2 separate regions of the Homo sapiens genome follow, and region 1 is linked to region 2. Evidence: chromatin loops called from intact Hi-C (ENCODE). Cell type or tissue: PC-9. All regions are shown on one strand.

Evidence for each region. Hi-C counts contacts between places; a loop is a spot of excess contacts. Peaks named below come from ENCODE experiments on the same cell type or tissue, not always from the same donor. Only the 100,000 strongest peaks of a DNase experiment are listed, where the experiment ranks them.
Region 1: a loop joins it to region 2, with 8 times the contacts of the local background. A loop is called at or near these places in 3 of 110 quality-filtered maps.

The regions. Positions count from the first base shown.
Region 1 is chr1:115,175,648-115,183,647 of GRCh38, reverse strand. No RefSeq gene overlaps it. Among named protein-coding and RNA genes, the nearest start is that of LINC01765, 80 kb to the right of the region's middle. RefSeq lists enhancers at 3,189-4,388, 4,165-4,666. In PC-9, no CTCF peak of the experiment used is centred here; DNase peaks (open chromatin) are centred at 3,497 and 3,987; H3K4me3 peaks cover 1,321 bases; H3K27ac peaks cover 3,649 bases.
Region 2 is chr1:115,465,290-115,473,289 of GRCh38, reverse strand. No RefSeq gene overlaps it. Among named protein-coding and RNA genes, the nearest start is that of NGF, 130 kb to the right of the region's middle. In PC-9, CTCF peaks have their summits at 3,199 and 3,402 (motif pointing right); a DNase peak (open chromatin) is centred at 2,969; H3K4me3 peaks cover 1,165 bases; H3K27ac peaks cover 3,297 bases.

The DNA.
Region 1 (8,000 bases), 290 kb after region 2:
GAAAACATGAAAATCGATTTTGGTTTTTAATATGATGAATGGCTGCTACAGGCCTGTACTAGATTCAGGGATACAATAGGGAGAAAGATACACAGCCCCTTCCCCACAAGATACTTACAGTCGAGCTGGGGAGATGGATATAAAACACAAAGCGTGATGGGGTTTGTGGGAAGGCTTCACGGGAGCCCATAAGAAGACCCCAGGCTTGGGAGCACAGGGACTTCTTACCAGGAGAAGGATGTTTAACTGGTTTTTTTGAGGATGGGCAGCAGTTCACCACATGGGGCTGCGGGGCCAAGGAAATTGGGGTCAGAGGAGGGCGCCAGTGTCACACACAGAGGGACTAGGTATGAAAGCTCAGAGGGAAGGGAAGGCCTAGTGCACCTGTGAAACTAAGAGGACACAGTAAGACTGGGGCATAGAATTCGGCAGCTGAGGGGGTCAGAGATAAAGCTGGACAGCCAGCAGAGCCACCTGGACCACACATGGCAGGAATTTAAATAGAGGGGTGCACAGATGAGGGAGTGATGGAACTTACTGAGGGTGGCTGGAAAACGCTTTGACCAAAATAAAAGCCTCTTAAAGGATGATTAGGGACTTACCAGAAGAAGCGAGGCCATTCCAGGCAGAGGAAACAATATATGCAAAGGTATTTTGGCACTTTGAAAATTAACCCTATTCTCTCTCCTATCCCGAGTAGGGTCCAAGATGAGCAACACACCCTCTACCAGACTCTCCTCTGTAAAGTCATATCAAGGCTCAAGATTGTGAAGCTTCAACCTCCAAAAAGAGTGGAGGGAACCAAGAATAAGCAACGCTTGCTACATAGACCAGGGACCCTCCTGCTAAGGAAGGCCTGCGTTCCAAAACCAGAAACATAACCCAGCCAATTGGAAAAACTTTGGAGGAACCAGGAAAATTATCACCTCCTAGGGGAGGTTCCTGTAAGCATCTATTGCTTATCGTTAATAATGTAGAAATACCCTCAAAACAAGGATTTCAGAAATTATGCCAACTCAGTAAGCAACACCTACCATATGCCAGGCCCTGAACGGTAAGTGCTCCACAAGCACCATCCCATCAATCCTCTAGTCACCCCCATGACACGTAAGTGTTCCCATTACTTTCCGGATGAGTAAGCTGAAGTTAAATACCATGCCCAATGTCTCAGATGGTTGGTAAATGGCAGCTGGGGGAAGGACCAGGACTCTGTGAGCCACACTTCCCCACACTGTGCCCTGCTGTTCCCCTAGGTGATAACCACTCTCCCTGATGCCGCTGAGGAAAATAACATGGACAACAGCAAGAGAAAAATTATTTTTTATTAAACAATTTTTTATTTAAAAAATATTTTTTAATAATTATTTTTAAAAATAATTATTTAAATATATTTTTAAATAATTATTTTTTAAAAATATTTAAATAATAAATTTAAATATAATTTAATTATTTAATTTAAATTAAATTATTTAAATACATTATATTTAAATAATTGTTTTAAAATATCTATCTAAATATATTATTTTTAAAAATATTTTTTATCTTAAAAAATTTTTATTTAAAACAATTATTTTTTGTTATTTATTATTTATGGTACACAAATACGTGTGTACCAAAGCGATGACTGTGAGGTTTACCTGAAGTTAAAGTCTTTACCCTTCTCGGGCAACAACTGGCAGCCAAATCTCCTCAGCTTCCTAAAGATAAAGCTATCTTTTCCAGGAGGCATCCAGACCATCTTACGTGGGAGGCCCCTTCATATACCTTTTCTTGAGTGATCCCCAATGTTCCCATATTACAGGTAGGGAAGTCAAGATTTGGAGCTAAGTATCTTTTCCAAGGTCTCACTACTATTAAAGCGGTGGAGCCAGGACTCAACCTAGGAGCTATCTGACTTTAGGAACTAAATCTTTCCATAACATCACACCTCATCACAGCATAGTCCAAAGGGAATCAAGCATGTTCACAGGAGGAGACACTTTGAAGCCAGTGGAAGAAAGCTAAGGACTCATTTTGCAAGGCCTCTCACAAAGAAAAAATGTACTTTACAAGAATGCTGACATATCTATTCTGCCAAATACAGGTTCTTGTGGGGTGGAGGGGAACTAACTGACAGTTATCAATGCCAAAAGAGAGAGAAAGGCCATCTGCAGATGAATACAATGCTTGCTCTGCCCGCCAAACTTACAGTTAAACTTTCCACTCTTAGATGCCATTGTTAGAAAGTAATTCTTACGCTGCGGATTCTTCATAAGACTACACAAATAAAGGACGGGGGAGGATGGGTCCCAAGGGCCTAGAATGGAATAATGAGATAGGTTACTTGGAGAGGAGGGCCAGAGGATGGGGAAGGAGTAGCCCATCTGTGTGGACTTGTAAGATGAAAGCTTTGTTGTATTTTATCCCAAATTTATAGACTCTCAAGCTGCCTGTAATCCTGTTCAGAGTACTGAGAGGTGATGTCAGAGAAAGAGCACTGGGTAGAACAGGGACCTGTGTTCCAGTCTCGGTCTTGCCACCATTTCAGGAAAGTCACAGAAGCTCCTCTATCTCTCATTTTCTTTGCCTATTACCTGAGGAAATTGGATTAAATGAGCTCTGAGACCCCTCCAGCTCAAAAGCATGTGATCATAATTCTAGCACCCTTCTCTCATCACATTCTTGGAATAGGCAGCAGAGGTGGGGCTCATCTAAAAGAGTAGCCCACTAAACCAGGACCATGAGGAGATATTATTAAAGGGCTTGGAGCCTGATGAGAAATCATATCTATATCACAGCCTTGCCGCAATCCATCCTTCAGTCCATCACAAGCCCTGGTCACTCGGCCCCCACAATACTGAGTTCTCTACTTTTATTGAATCTGCACCCACACACTGTTATCTAGATCTTGTCCCTTCCTTCTGCTGCCAGCCTGTACCTGCTGTGCTCCGATGAGGTTTGGGGTCTTGGAAAGTCAAAAGATGAAGAACCCCTGATCTCAAAATGAGGATGCTCCCAAGAGGGCAGAGAACTCACCCTAGGGTTGGAACAATATGTACAAGTCATTAAGAGCAGCAGGTTTTAGGGTGAAACAGAACTGCCTCTTAAAAGCTTAAAAGCTGTGGGATCTTAGGCAACTTTTCTGAGCCTAAGTTTCCTGACCTGTAAAGTAATAATGATGTTAATACAATCTGATATTAAATATCTGATGAAACTCTATCTCACAGAGCTACTATGATCATCAAATTGCACATAAAACACAGGCTCACTAAATGGGGTGACTGTTGTCCCAGGGTGAGTCCATGGACAATCTCCAGGAGTCTTGGTGCAGGGCTGGGTGCCTCTGCATGTGTGTGAAACTCAGTACAAACACGCAAGCGGCCCTTTAGCTATCAAAACACTCCCACATTACTACCCACGTAGTGGAAGGAAGCAGACTTACTCTCTTCAGGCAGCAGGAAAAATGAAGCAGGTACGTAGGAGAAGATCCGGCTGCTCAGGCCAGACCAGGAAACTAGGGAGCCGACCAGTCACCACCAGGAAGTGTGGACTGGGTGAGAGATGGGGGTCCAAAGAGGTGTCTCTTTCCTGATTGAACCAACTTCCACATAAAGTGTGTCAGAAACAGTCACCAAGAGGCAATTGCAGCTCCTGCAGGGCAGGGATCATTTCTGGTGCATTGCAGTGTCCTCAGTGCCCAGCATGGAGCCGAGGCATTGTAGACACCAACCAAAAATGTGTGTAGTGGATACACAACTAGAACGGAGAGGCTGCTGGAACAGAAATCCCAGTGAGTAAGCCAAGTGTGTGCTGAGAACATTAATATGGCTGGCTCGGCCTTCAGACCAGGGGTGTCCTAGAGGTTGGGATGACCTGGAGATCTAAAGATAACCCTCTGAAAAACCAGACCAAAGAGAGGGTCAGTCTGTGAGTCACCTGTCCCTCAAACCCAGGCCTGCGGAGGGAGCTAAGGAATTTATAACTGAGTCAGCGGTTATCTACGTGGCTGCATTCTGAGTCACCGCCTGGCCCCAGTGGGCCTGCTCTCCTGGGTGAGGGCTGTGGAGTGCGCTCGTGGGTGTCTTTATCTACACCGCACACTCAGTGGACTCCACCAAATGCAGTGACTCAGGGCTCCCCTCACGTTTCACTATGGTCTGTCACCACACTGTCCTGTCACGCTGCCCTGGCTCACTGCTTGCTGCCTTGCCCACAGAGGTGAAGCCCAGCCTGCCCCTGGTGTGTCAGGCCAAGAGCTCTGCTTCCTAGCCAGGCCTGTCAGCTATCAGCAACCGCACTTCCACCTCACCAGGAGCACCCAGGTGAGATGGGGCTCAGGACCAAGGCTGAGCAGTGCGCCCCACCCCAAGCCCTACCACAGGTCTTCCTCATGAAGCCTCTCTCCTCTGGCTTCTTTTCCCCTCACTGCCACCATGTTTTTGTCAACTCACAGGGGATAACTGCAAAAAAGGCAGTTCCCTCCCTACCTTTTGCAATTTATTATTAGAAAACTCTTGAAGGCCCCAAAGCCTTCCCAATTCTCCTCCCCCAATCCCATAAAATAATTCCTAGTAAATTGTTATTCACCTCTGAAATTGTTCCTTACATTATTACCAGATCAACTTTCCTCAGACGTAGCTCACTGCTCAAAAACCCCCATCTCATACTGAATTCAGTCCCTGTAAATGTCTTCAGGACCCCTAGAAATGTCTTGTCCCTGACACTGGACACTTTGTTGCCAGCTGAACGTAGGGTGGGAGGGACAAGCTTCCGGAAGCCATGTCTGTACAAAGTGGCCCTGGCCACAGCTCAGTGGTCCAGGGCTGAACCCCTGACCTGACCCAGGACAGCCTGAATCTCACCTGGGAAAACACTGAATAGAGGCTCAGCAATTCCAGTCTCGGTGTGGACCAAAGCCTTCAACAAGTAAGACATAAAAACTGTGGAGTTGTGGGAGCCATTTTTCCCTTGACATGACCAGGAAAGCTCAGAAGGCAAATCACAGTGAGGGAGGAAAGAAGCTGACATGTGCAGTGAAGTGGATACGGAAGAAAAAATATCCCCCAGTCCCTTACAGTCCCCAGGGACCTGTGCTACCCCAAAAGAACTTTCCCCAATTTTAATATATAGACATATAGGGCAGTAGATGAGATAGGTAAATGTCCACTTACAATAGAACATTTAATTAGAAAAATATTTGAAATCACACAGTATATAAAATGATATATTTTAAAATGTTATTTTCCACACCCACAGTTCATGAAACAGTTGTATTCAAACTTCTCATATTCATTTCCAATACCAGTGTCCTGACCTCCCTGAAGCCACCTTCTGAGTTATCAGACTTTGTTTTCTAGAGCATTTCAACTTCTTCCATGTATGTTTTTCAAGATCATACATAAGCCTGTCACTGGAAATTTTATCCCAAGCCACAGAAGGAGAAAAGGAAGGAAGGAAGGAAGGAAGGAGAAAAGCAATTCACAATTTATAACATCAGAACTGTTATATACATACTTTTTTCCTTTTTTTGTTTGTTTGCTTTCTTAGAGACAGGGTCTCACTCTGTCACCCAGGCTGGAGTGCAGTTGAGCGATCATAGCTCACTGCAGCCTTGAACCCCTGAGTGCAAGTGATCCCCCTGCCTGAGTAGCTGGGACTACAGGCATGCCCCACCATGCTCAGCTAATTTTTTTTTAAAGGCAGGGTCCGTAACTGGTCTTTAACTCCTAGCCTCAAACAATCCTTCCAAAATTCTGGGATTACAGGCATGAGCTACCATACCTGGCCTTGTTTTCTCATAGGTAGGTATTTATGATCTAAGAATGATCTTCAAAGGGCTTATTTACCATTACATCCATCACTTGCAAGTGAGAAGCCTCATTTCCAGTAATAATTACTGTCCTTTTTTTATCCCATAGATTCTATCTAAAAATCTCTAAAGCCCCTCAAATGGGCATTGAGATTGTTTCAGGCTGGGCCTTACCCAAACACTACCTTATTGTTCAAAATAACCTAATTGAGAGTGTTCCCCATTATATTCCAGCCTTTGTGCAGTCTCAAATATAAGGTTTCTTCCTCGGAATCGTTTGGATAAATTCTCACTTATGTTCAGGCATATACATTACTTTGTTCCATTTAAGCTTTATCAGCACCCTTGAGATATATATTACTATCTTTATTTTATAGATGGGGTAACCAAGGTTCTCAGGGTATGAGCCTGCCCAAGGCCACACAGTGCACAGTGGAGCTGGTTTTGGAAGCCAGGATGTGGACTCTAAAGCTCATACACCATCTATTCTAGCTGGCAGGTGAAGGTGGGCTCTATATATAAGTGGGGGGCCTTTACTTGCACCTCTAAACCACCCCACCTGGGCAATCACGCACTAACTTTACAGATAGTCATGAGCACATCCTTCCTGTCATGAAGAAAGAAGCTTGCTAACAAAACTCATAGGCTGCCTTGAAAACAAGCTAAACTATTTAACCTAATTTCACTGAGCACCTACTATGAACAAGGGATTCTGCTTCATTAGGATTTCCAAAATCAGATAGGCATGACCCACATGTGAAGAATAAGTTTGACGTATCAGAAAAACTGGAAACCTGAGCCTCAGGAAGGAGATAGGGTAAGATAAAGGTGGAGAGTGAAGAGAATATGCAGCAGCTTGATCCAAAGATCTGGCACCACGACTTTTTGTAGGAAAGACATATTAACACACCAGTTGGATTTAACTCTACCTGGGAACCATAATGGTGGTTCATATTTTTTTCTTTAGTTGGAATTTAGAAATTTCTAAAAATAATTAATTGCCTCAGAGCATGGGTGACCCAAAACTGCTTTACAAATAAGCTTCCAGCCAGGGTGAGAGGGCCCCTGGAAGAATCTGTGGTGTCATGGTGTCTCTCTCTCTCTCTCTCTCTCTCTCTCTTTCTCTCCCTCTAATTTTTGGTTCCTAGATGTAGAATCCTAGAAGGAAGGCAAGTGGAGGGAAGCACAAAAAAGAGGAAAAAATGGGCTTTCTCTGAGAAGTACTTTTACAATCAATAAAAATAGCATTTATTGAGCATCATATTTATAGTCCAGCCACAGAGCTAGTGCTTTACAAAATTTATCTCATGTAGTCCTCCCAAATAGTTTAACAGGTGGGCATTATCATCACACATTTCAGAGGAAGAAGCCAAGGTCCAAGGTCACACAGCTAGTAAATGGCAGAGCCACTAAGTTCAGAGCTTATCTCTTAATACCCAGTTACACTGATGCCAGTGGCCCATCTGGATGTTAGCTTTGGCTGAGCTATTACCAAGTTGACATGGCCTGCATATGCTAGCCAATCTAACATCCAAGCTAGCGACTGTGGGCAGGGAGGGGGGGGTAATAGAAGTTGCTGTCATTTGAGACAAGGAGAAATCACACCATCATCCCAGAAAAAAAAGGCCTGGAGGCTCAGACCCAAACAACTTCTCTGCCCTCCTTTGGTCAAGCACACTCTGACCAGGAGCCTGGAATCTTGAGCTCTCAGAAAGTCCCCAAAGAGAAAATGGGCTGTCAACCAGGTGACTGTTCAAAAAGACCTGGCCTAAATATGAATTGGCTAAATTGCTCTCAAAAGGCCAGAAACCAAGGAGACCGAGTTCCCCCACCCCATTCTCCTATTCCCAAAGGCCCCCAGTTGTCCCCAGGGAAGCAGAGAGGAGCCACTGCACTGAAGCATCTTGTTTTGATTGCACTGAAAATCTTCCCTGCCACATCCCTGACCCTGTGAAGACTAAAAGGAGCTTTCTTGACTCAGTAGGTAGAACAGAGTGCTGAGCAAAGAGCCTGCTCATGGCACTCGAGGGTATGACAGCCAAGAATGCTTTCGTAGCTGTGCTTTGCTGCCTGATTCCATCTGGAATGCACAGGCTTTGTCCCTTTGATCTTTAATATGGCTGCTCAGAGGGGCCAGGAGCTCACATTTGCAGCTAGTTCTGTCTTCATTCTCCACAGAGTCCACCTCCACTCCAAGTTCCTGGACACAATT
Region 2 (8,000 bases):
TTTAATCCCTGTGCTCCCAGTATGCCTGCAACACTTATCACATCGTAATGGTTCATGTCTTCCTTATTAGAGAGTAATTCTATGAGGGTAGCAGCTCTATCTTGTTCACTGCGTTCATTGCTGTACCCCCAAGAGCCTAGCACAATGCTTGGCACATAAGCACCCAATATTTATTGACTCCATGAATGAACAAGAAAACAAATGAAGAAATGAATGAATGAATGAAGTTGGCCATCTCTGTGTGAGATGAGTTATTGCTCTTCACAGGGGGTGGTCTCCATGTCACTTGCCCTACATGCAAGTGAGAGGCAAACCCCTTTACAGCCCCCCAGCTTTTAGCTAATAGCTCTTGTTTGCTCCATCACAGACTCTGCTTCTTTGCAGCTCCAGCAGAGCTGGGTGTTCTTCAATGTTCCAGGCTCTAGGGTGGGCCAGAGGGCACCTTCCCCCAGGCATGAGCCCTGAAAGGGAAGGGAGCCTTGGGACAAGAAAAGCAGACGTCAGATGGCCTGGGGTGGCCCCACTCACAGTCACCATGTCCTGGCTCAGGAGGCGTTTGACTTTCCCCTGAACTGTAGTGGATAGCGAATCCTGTCCCATTCTCCATGTACCTGGTGGATCCCAAGGAGTCCTAGTGATTCTGAGTCTCTGGCAGAGAGGCATAGGCTCAGGTCTATCCAAGTGAGGTCCTGGCAGTGGGGCTCTGAGGCAGGCTGTGTGTAGGTCTGGCCAATATGGTTGCAGACTTAGCTTAGGTATAAGGATAGGTTGGTCCTGGGGTCAGGCACTTGGACAAATTATTTCACCAATCAAAGACTGTGTTTTTCAGCTCCTATTATGTAACTATACCTCTGACAATTTTGTCTCAAATGATACTCTTAAAATAATTGCTACCACCAGAATGGGAAGAGGATTCTGGACACAGACTAAGCACTCAAGACATTGTTGACTAAGGATGGGAATGGAGGTGTCCGCTTGGGGTGAGTTTGAAAATTCAATCCTGTCTCAATCTCAGAAAGACTGAGATATGGCCTCCGGGGTGGAACCAGGGGCTCCTGGAACAGTTTTTACTTTGGTGACCATATTTAGAAATTAGGAGACAACTTTCTCTCTCTTCTCAGGGCCAATGGGAGCAGAGGCAGGGAGGAAGCAGATGCAATGGTAGCAGGAGGAATTTAGCTGGGCATGAGGCAGGACTGCCCAACCATGGCAGGGCAGGAGACTTAGGAAGAGGCACCAAAGGTCCTGTGGCTCAGCACAAACAGTGTAAGGGCTGCACTGGGTGGAGGGCACCCAGAGGTTGGCTGAACCCATGGCAAAGGCAACTTTGAAGGTCTGGAGTGGGGTGCTGTCTTAGTCTGTTTGGGCTGCTGTAACAAAATGCATTAGACTGGGTAAACAACAGAAACGTACTGCTCATAGTTCTGAAGCCTGGGAAGTCCAAGATCAAGGTGCTGGTAGAGTCAGTATCTGGTGAGGGTGCTCTATTTCATAGATGGCATCTTGCTGCTGTGTCCCCACATGACTGAAGAGGCCAGGGAGCTTGCCTGAGCCTATTTTAAAAGGGCACTAATCCCATTCTTGATGGTGGGGCTCTCATGACCTAATCATTTCCCGAAGGCCCTACTTTGTAATGCCATCACACTGTTTACTAGGTCCCAACACGTGAATTTTGGGGGACACTAACATTCAGACCATAGCAGATGCCAGTGCCTCTCCTGCCATAGGACTGGGTTTGTCGGGGTAAAAGGAAGGGGGCTGCTCAAGGGAGTGCAGAAGCCTTGGGCTTTTGGGTCTCCCCTGGTTTCACCCTTGGCTCTCAGGGTGGGATTCAGCAGATCATATAGGTGCTCTGGGTTTCCATTTTCCAGCAGGGACTGGGGTGGAGACTTAGCCTTGTCTTATGACTTCCTAGAAAGTGGGAGCCTCAGTGAGACAAGGGGGCAAAATAAAGACATTGAAAACGAAACTGAAAGGTGTCCAGACCCTTAAGTAGCCTCTGGTGTGTAAGAGGCCAAGCTGTGCTCAGCCAGTCACAGAAAACCCTGCCTGAGGTCTCATTCCCCTCCCCATCCATCAGTGACACTTGGGCTTGAGGGCCAGATCCTGGATGCCTGATTATAAACCTGATCCTGACTCTGGTTTCTGAGCTCCTTCTTGCCTTATGTGTCTCAGGCTTTCCAGCTGTATAAAGGGAATTTTCTAGGGTGTTCATATGCTTCTCAGCTCCTCAGTCAAAGACAGTGGAGAACATAAAAAAAATCGCAGCACTATTCACAATAGCAAAGATATGGAAGCAACCTAAATGTCCATCAATGAATGCCTGGATAAAGAAAACATGATATATGTGTGTGTGTGTGTGTGTGTGTGTGTGTACACCGTAGAATACTACTCAGCCATAAAAAGAAAGAAATCATGTCTTTCGCAGCAACATGGATGGTACTGGAAGCCATTTTTTTTTTTTTTGGAACAACTCAGAAACAGAAAGTCAAATACCACGTGTTCTCACTTGTAAGTGGGAGCTGAATAATTTGTATGCCTGGATGTAGAAAATGCAGTAGTCAACACTGGAGACTTAGAAGGGTGGGAGGTGGGTGAGGGATGAGAAATTGCTTAATGGGTACAATCTACACCATTTATTCAGGTGACAGCTAAGCTAAAAGCCCATACTTTGCAACTACACAATATATCCATGTAACAAAACTGCACTTGTACCCCCTAAATCTGTTTTTTTTTAAAGGCAATGGAGAAAGAGTGGGCCTTGCAGGCAAAGAAAGCCTCGGGTCCAAGAAAGAAAAGAGATAGGGAGGAAGGAGGGGCCGAGCCAGGCACTCACATCCGGGTCGTTGGTAAGGGCCACAGGAGAGCCTCATTGAACTGTCTCCACTTGGCACTGAGCCAGGCCACATTTATGACTCCCTCCTTCAGGCTTTCCTGGACTGTGGACATTTTTTAGGGGGAGGTCCTGGCCCAGGGAAGTGAAACAAAAATAGAAGAGACCCGTACTTTCCCTGAATCACCCCCTGCTTCTAGCACAACTGCCCTAACCTTAACCCAGGCACTTAAGAATTACTTTGTTTCCTAAAGCCTCTGAAGGGAAATTTACAAGCCTCCGTGAGTCACCTGTGCTGGCATTAAATAACCCCCGACTAAGTTCCTCTTGTTTTTTCTGTGATCTCCATCACTGCAAGGCCATTTTCTCATTCATTCCTTCTGCACGTGTTGAACAACTACTCTGCGCTTGCACTGGGCCGGATAGTGGAGATATAGGTAAAGCAGATAATCACTGCCTTTAAGGCACTCTAGCAGGCAGGGAGACAGATGAGGAAACATGCAATGGCATCCCCTTTGAGGAGGTGAAAGCTGGGAATGCCGGCCTCAATGCTGGACAGGGGGAGGCAGTGCCACATGGGGCCTATAGGTGGCAGCAGAAGCCCACCACAGCCTGCTGGGGCTCTGGGACACCTGGGGGCAGGTACTCAGCCAGGGGATAGAGGGTAAGGTGGTCAGATTAAACTGGATTGGGCAAGGAGAAGTCGGCATAGCCAGAGCACCTGTGCACCTTGTCCTTAAGAAAGATGAGGTTAGGCCCAGTCCCAGTTCCTCAGCTTTTTGTCCAGATACCATCCTCTCACCTTTGGGAAGCAGAGTTTAAAAAGAGACCTAGGAAACTCCCAGCATACTGAGCTGTTCTCGGTGCATGTCAAACACTGCACACCCCCTGTGCACTGCCCACAGCAACTCCGCAAACTAGCTGAGTTATCCCCATTTTATAGATGTGGAAAATGAGGCTCAATGGAATGAAGGTGGCTCAGAATTGATGAAGGGCCTGACATATTTCCATAAAGACCTCCTGGGCTTCACCGACATGAAGATTGTTTAAACAAGCCTGGAGGAAGATGCCCTCAGCTGTTGTCCAAGAGGCCCCAGGGTCCCAGGCAAACTTAGCTTTGCAAAGTAGCCTTTCCCCATGCCTATGTGGACTTTCCCTTACTTCTCGGCTGCAGGTCGTCCTTCAGTTCCACTACTTTTTCTTTTTCATACCCTGCACATTCTATTTACTGTCCCACCATTGTGCCCCACAACATGAACACAACTTTCATGCCTGTCAGCATAAGGTTATAATCAAAATGACTTGTCATAATTATACAGCAGTTTAATATTCAGAAAGTATTTTCAGCCGAGTGTGGTGGCTCATGCCTGTAATCCCAGCATTTTGGGAGTCTGAGGTGGGAGGATTGCTTGAGGGCAGGAGTTCTAGACCAGCCTGGGCAACAAAGTGAGACTCTATCTCTACAAAAAATAAAAAAATTAGCTGGGCGAGGTGGCATGTGCTTATAGTCCCAGCTTCTTGGGAGGCTGAGGCAGGAGGATCACTTGAGCCCAGGAGATCAAGGCTGTAGTGAGCCATTATTGTGCCACTGCACTCTAGTCTGGGTGCCAGAGCGAGGCCCTGTCTCAGAAGAAAAAAACAAAAACAGAAAGTATTTTCACAATTAAGATCTTATTTGATTCTCACCCTCCCCATGACGCAGGTAATTTCATTATTCTCCTCTTATGGATGGGGAGATGGAAGGTCAGAGAAGGCTTTACCCCAAAGATGATGCATTTCCCACTATTCACTCCAAACAGCCTTTTGCCCAGAAACTTTACTTTTGCCAATTCCCCTTTCAGAAAATCACTTCCTTCTCCAATTCCTGTTTTCCTCCCAGGTCTTTAACCCTTCAAAGCCCTGCATGTGTACCTCATCTAGGAAGCTTACTTCCAGGATTCCCGTCCACACTGGCCTCCCCTTTCCCTTTGCCCCTGCACAGTTTTTTCCTGGGGCCCCACAGCTGTCACTGCACAGCTTGAGGCTTGTGGAGGTGGTGCCATATGGTGTGGAGGGCATAGTAGTGGGCAAGGGGGCACATGTGAATCCAGGTACCTCCTCTTACTACCTGTGGGATTCTGACCAACTTAACCTGTCTGGGCCTCTTCTAAGCACCTCTATGAAAATGGGCTTAATATTTGCACCTACCTCAGAGGGTCTCTGTGCAGATTAAATGAGCTGCCCACTGCTCAGTCAATGTAAATTGAGTGTGCATAAGGCAATGAGTGCACCCTGAGAATGGGTTCATGGAAGCAGATCTCAAGAAGCGCCCTGCCTGATGCTCTGCACGTAACAGCTGAGAGATTTCTATAACTGTGTTTCAAAAGCCTGACTCCCCTTCCACCCCTGGCCCAATTTTCTTCTGAATCTTTTCTTTTGGAAGAGAACAAGGAAGGACATTTTCCACCTCCCTATACCTTTACAGGGAGGTGGGTGGGGCTGCCCTGGGCCTGTGGTCACCCACCCCCTCATCCTACCCCCAGCCTAACAATTTTTCCCTGGGGACCTGGGGCAGGGAAAGGAGGCTTTGGAAACAAAAGTCAGGTGTGTGTTCAGGCTCAGACTCTTACTTATGACCCAAGGTTTGCCGCTCAACTTCCCTGAGACTCAATATCCTCATTGGAAAATGGGAATGTTGGATTGTTGGGAGTGTGATTGAAGATGAGACATGAGAAAAGATCCCGTGAAATCTGGAGCATTTTACAGGCTTAGCAACCATGACTACTAAAAAACCTTCCCGCTTACTTACCTTCAGGTCTTCTGATCCCATTTGCACTCCCCAAACTGAAATCCTCTTTCTCTCTGAGATCTTCTTCCAACCCTGCCTCCTTCCTTCCTCCAGCCTTAATGAATTGCTTGTTCCCATAGGACTTGGCACAGAACGGATAATTTTTCTTCTCCCTTTAGGCTGCCTTAATCCTTTCTTTTGCCTTTTTGCTGCCTTTTACATCTTAACATTTATGATAATCTGCCCTTAGTACTAATGACAGCAGAGTTCTTACAATGTTCGCTGCAGCACGCTAAGAGCTTTACATACATTATCTCATTACATCTTCAAAGCAACCCATGGAGCAGGTGCTGCCAATATCCCTGTTTTGGAAATGAATGAACTGAGACTTGAGCAGTTAAGGAACTTACCCATGGTTCCAGGCCTCATTAGTTCTGCTAGTGGAATGACGTTTAAACCAAGAACATTGAACTCTACAAGCCTTACTTTTAACCACTGTATTGTGCTGTTTCTCTGGTAGAGCTAACTGTGCCCATGCCCCACCTCCTTTTCTTTCTTTCTTCTCTCTTTTTTTTTTTTTTGTTTCAAGAAATTGGCTTGTGACATGTGGGTGTTGACAAACCCAAAATCCATAGGGCAGGCTGGCAGGCTGGAGGCTCTCACAGGCAGGAGTGGATGCTACCATCTTAAGCGTGCCCTTTTTACTAGCTAAGCTGCAAACTCCTTGAGGGCAAGGGGCATGTCTCAAACATCTCTGAGTTTCCCACAATGCCTAGCAAGGGGTGCCTAGCAGGGCCTCCAGGCAGGAATCAAAAGACACAGCTATTAGGCCTACCTATGTGCCACCGATCTATTTGCTGTGTGACTTTGGCACTTGACCTTTTGGAATGGGATCCTCCTTGTCTGGGTCATGAGGATTGGATGACATCACATATCCAAAAACTGGGGATGTTAGGAAGGTGGGAACACTTGTACCCCTGCCACCCCATCTCTGGCTGGTCTGAAGGCACCAGTGTCTGCATTGGGACTGAAGGTGCAGGGGCCGCAGAGCTCCAGCAGGAGTCCCCAGCAAGGAGTCTCCTCCTCCACTGCTCCATGCCTCCCCTCAGTCTGGTGCTTGCTCCCTGTGATCCGCTCAAGCCTTGTGGCCTCAGAGTCTTTTTCCTTTTACACATTTAACATGGGGAGGTTGCAATTTTCCTCTGCCCTCATTTACTACCTTGGGGCAGATGGCAGGGCACTCGGTAATAAGTCCTACCCTTGGTACCTAGCTAGGTGAGTGAAGGGTGACTGGGTTTTCAGACCAGAACCAGGGAGGAAGGAGGGCTGTGGGAGAGGAATGCTGTCCCCAGCCCTGTCTTAGCCTGGCTGTGGGCTGCCACAGGGGCAGAGGCTCATGAGGAACAGCACTGCCTAGGGATAGTGAGGGCTGGGAAGGCACTGAACCTAGGTTTCCAGCCCCCCAGCCCGGACCCTGCCTTCTAACTCCTTGAAGCTCCATCCTTGGTATTAACCTTGGCTTTGCTCCTGACTGGCTTCCCCCGCGTTACATCCTGATTACATCCAGAGCACGGGTGAACCCTCCAGGCTTGTTTCCTGACAGAGTCAGACCCAGGGCTCTCAATGCTGCCCCCCTCCAAGCTTCTGTTAGCAGTGGCTATTGATGGGAAAGTCCACCACAGCCTGGCTGGGGAAGAGGCACCTGGTAACTTTCTGAAAGAGGGGAGCTGGGAGTGAGATAGAAGGTGCTATGTCCATCCTCACTTGACCTAGTAAGTGAGGGAGGAAAGGCAGCCCTTGGGGAGTTGGGGAGGCTTCTGCAGAATAGTGAGGCAGGGCAGCTGGTCTTCCAGCTCCTCCTTTTGCTTGGCCCCAATTCCCCTTTGGATCTCTTCTCTCTGCCACTTTCCCTTTTCCCCGCAGGTTTCCAACTAGTCTAGGGAAGCTACCCCAACACACATCCATCCCATAAGTCTCAGAATGTGTAATATTTGTTAAGCCTGAGATGCCCTCTCCCAGCTTTACCCTGCTCCTTCTTCAGGGCCCACTTCTGATATCATTACCTCCCACCTCCCCCATGAGCAGGCCTGAGTCAGCCTGGCATTGACTGCTCTCTGTGGTGGGCTCCCACAGCCCGGATATAAACCCTTTTTCAAAAGCTCTGGCCTCAACTGTCCTTGAATCAGAGTTATTTCTGTATGTGTACATCTGCCTGTGGTCCAGCACAAAGTGAGGCTTAATATTTATGAAGCGAGTGAACTAGTGAGCTGTGATGGGCAGCGCAAAGAGTTCTGGGATCAATGTCAGGGACCTGAGTTCTAGTCCTGGCTCTAGTGTGAACTTGCTGTGTGACACTGGACCTGTCCCTTCCCCACTCTGGGCCTCAGTTTCCCAATCTGT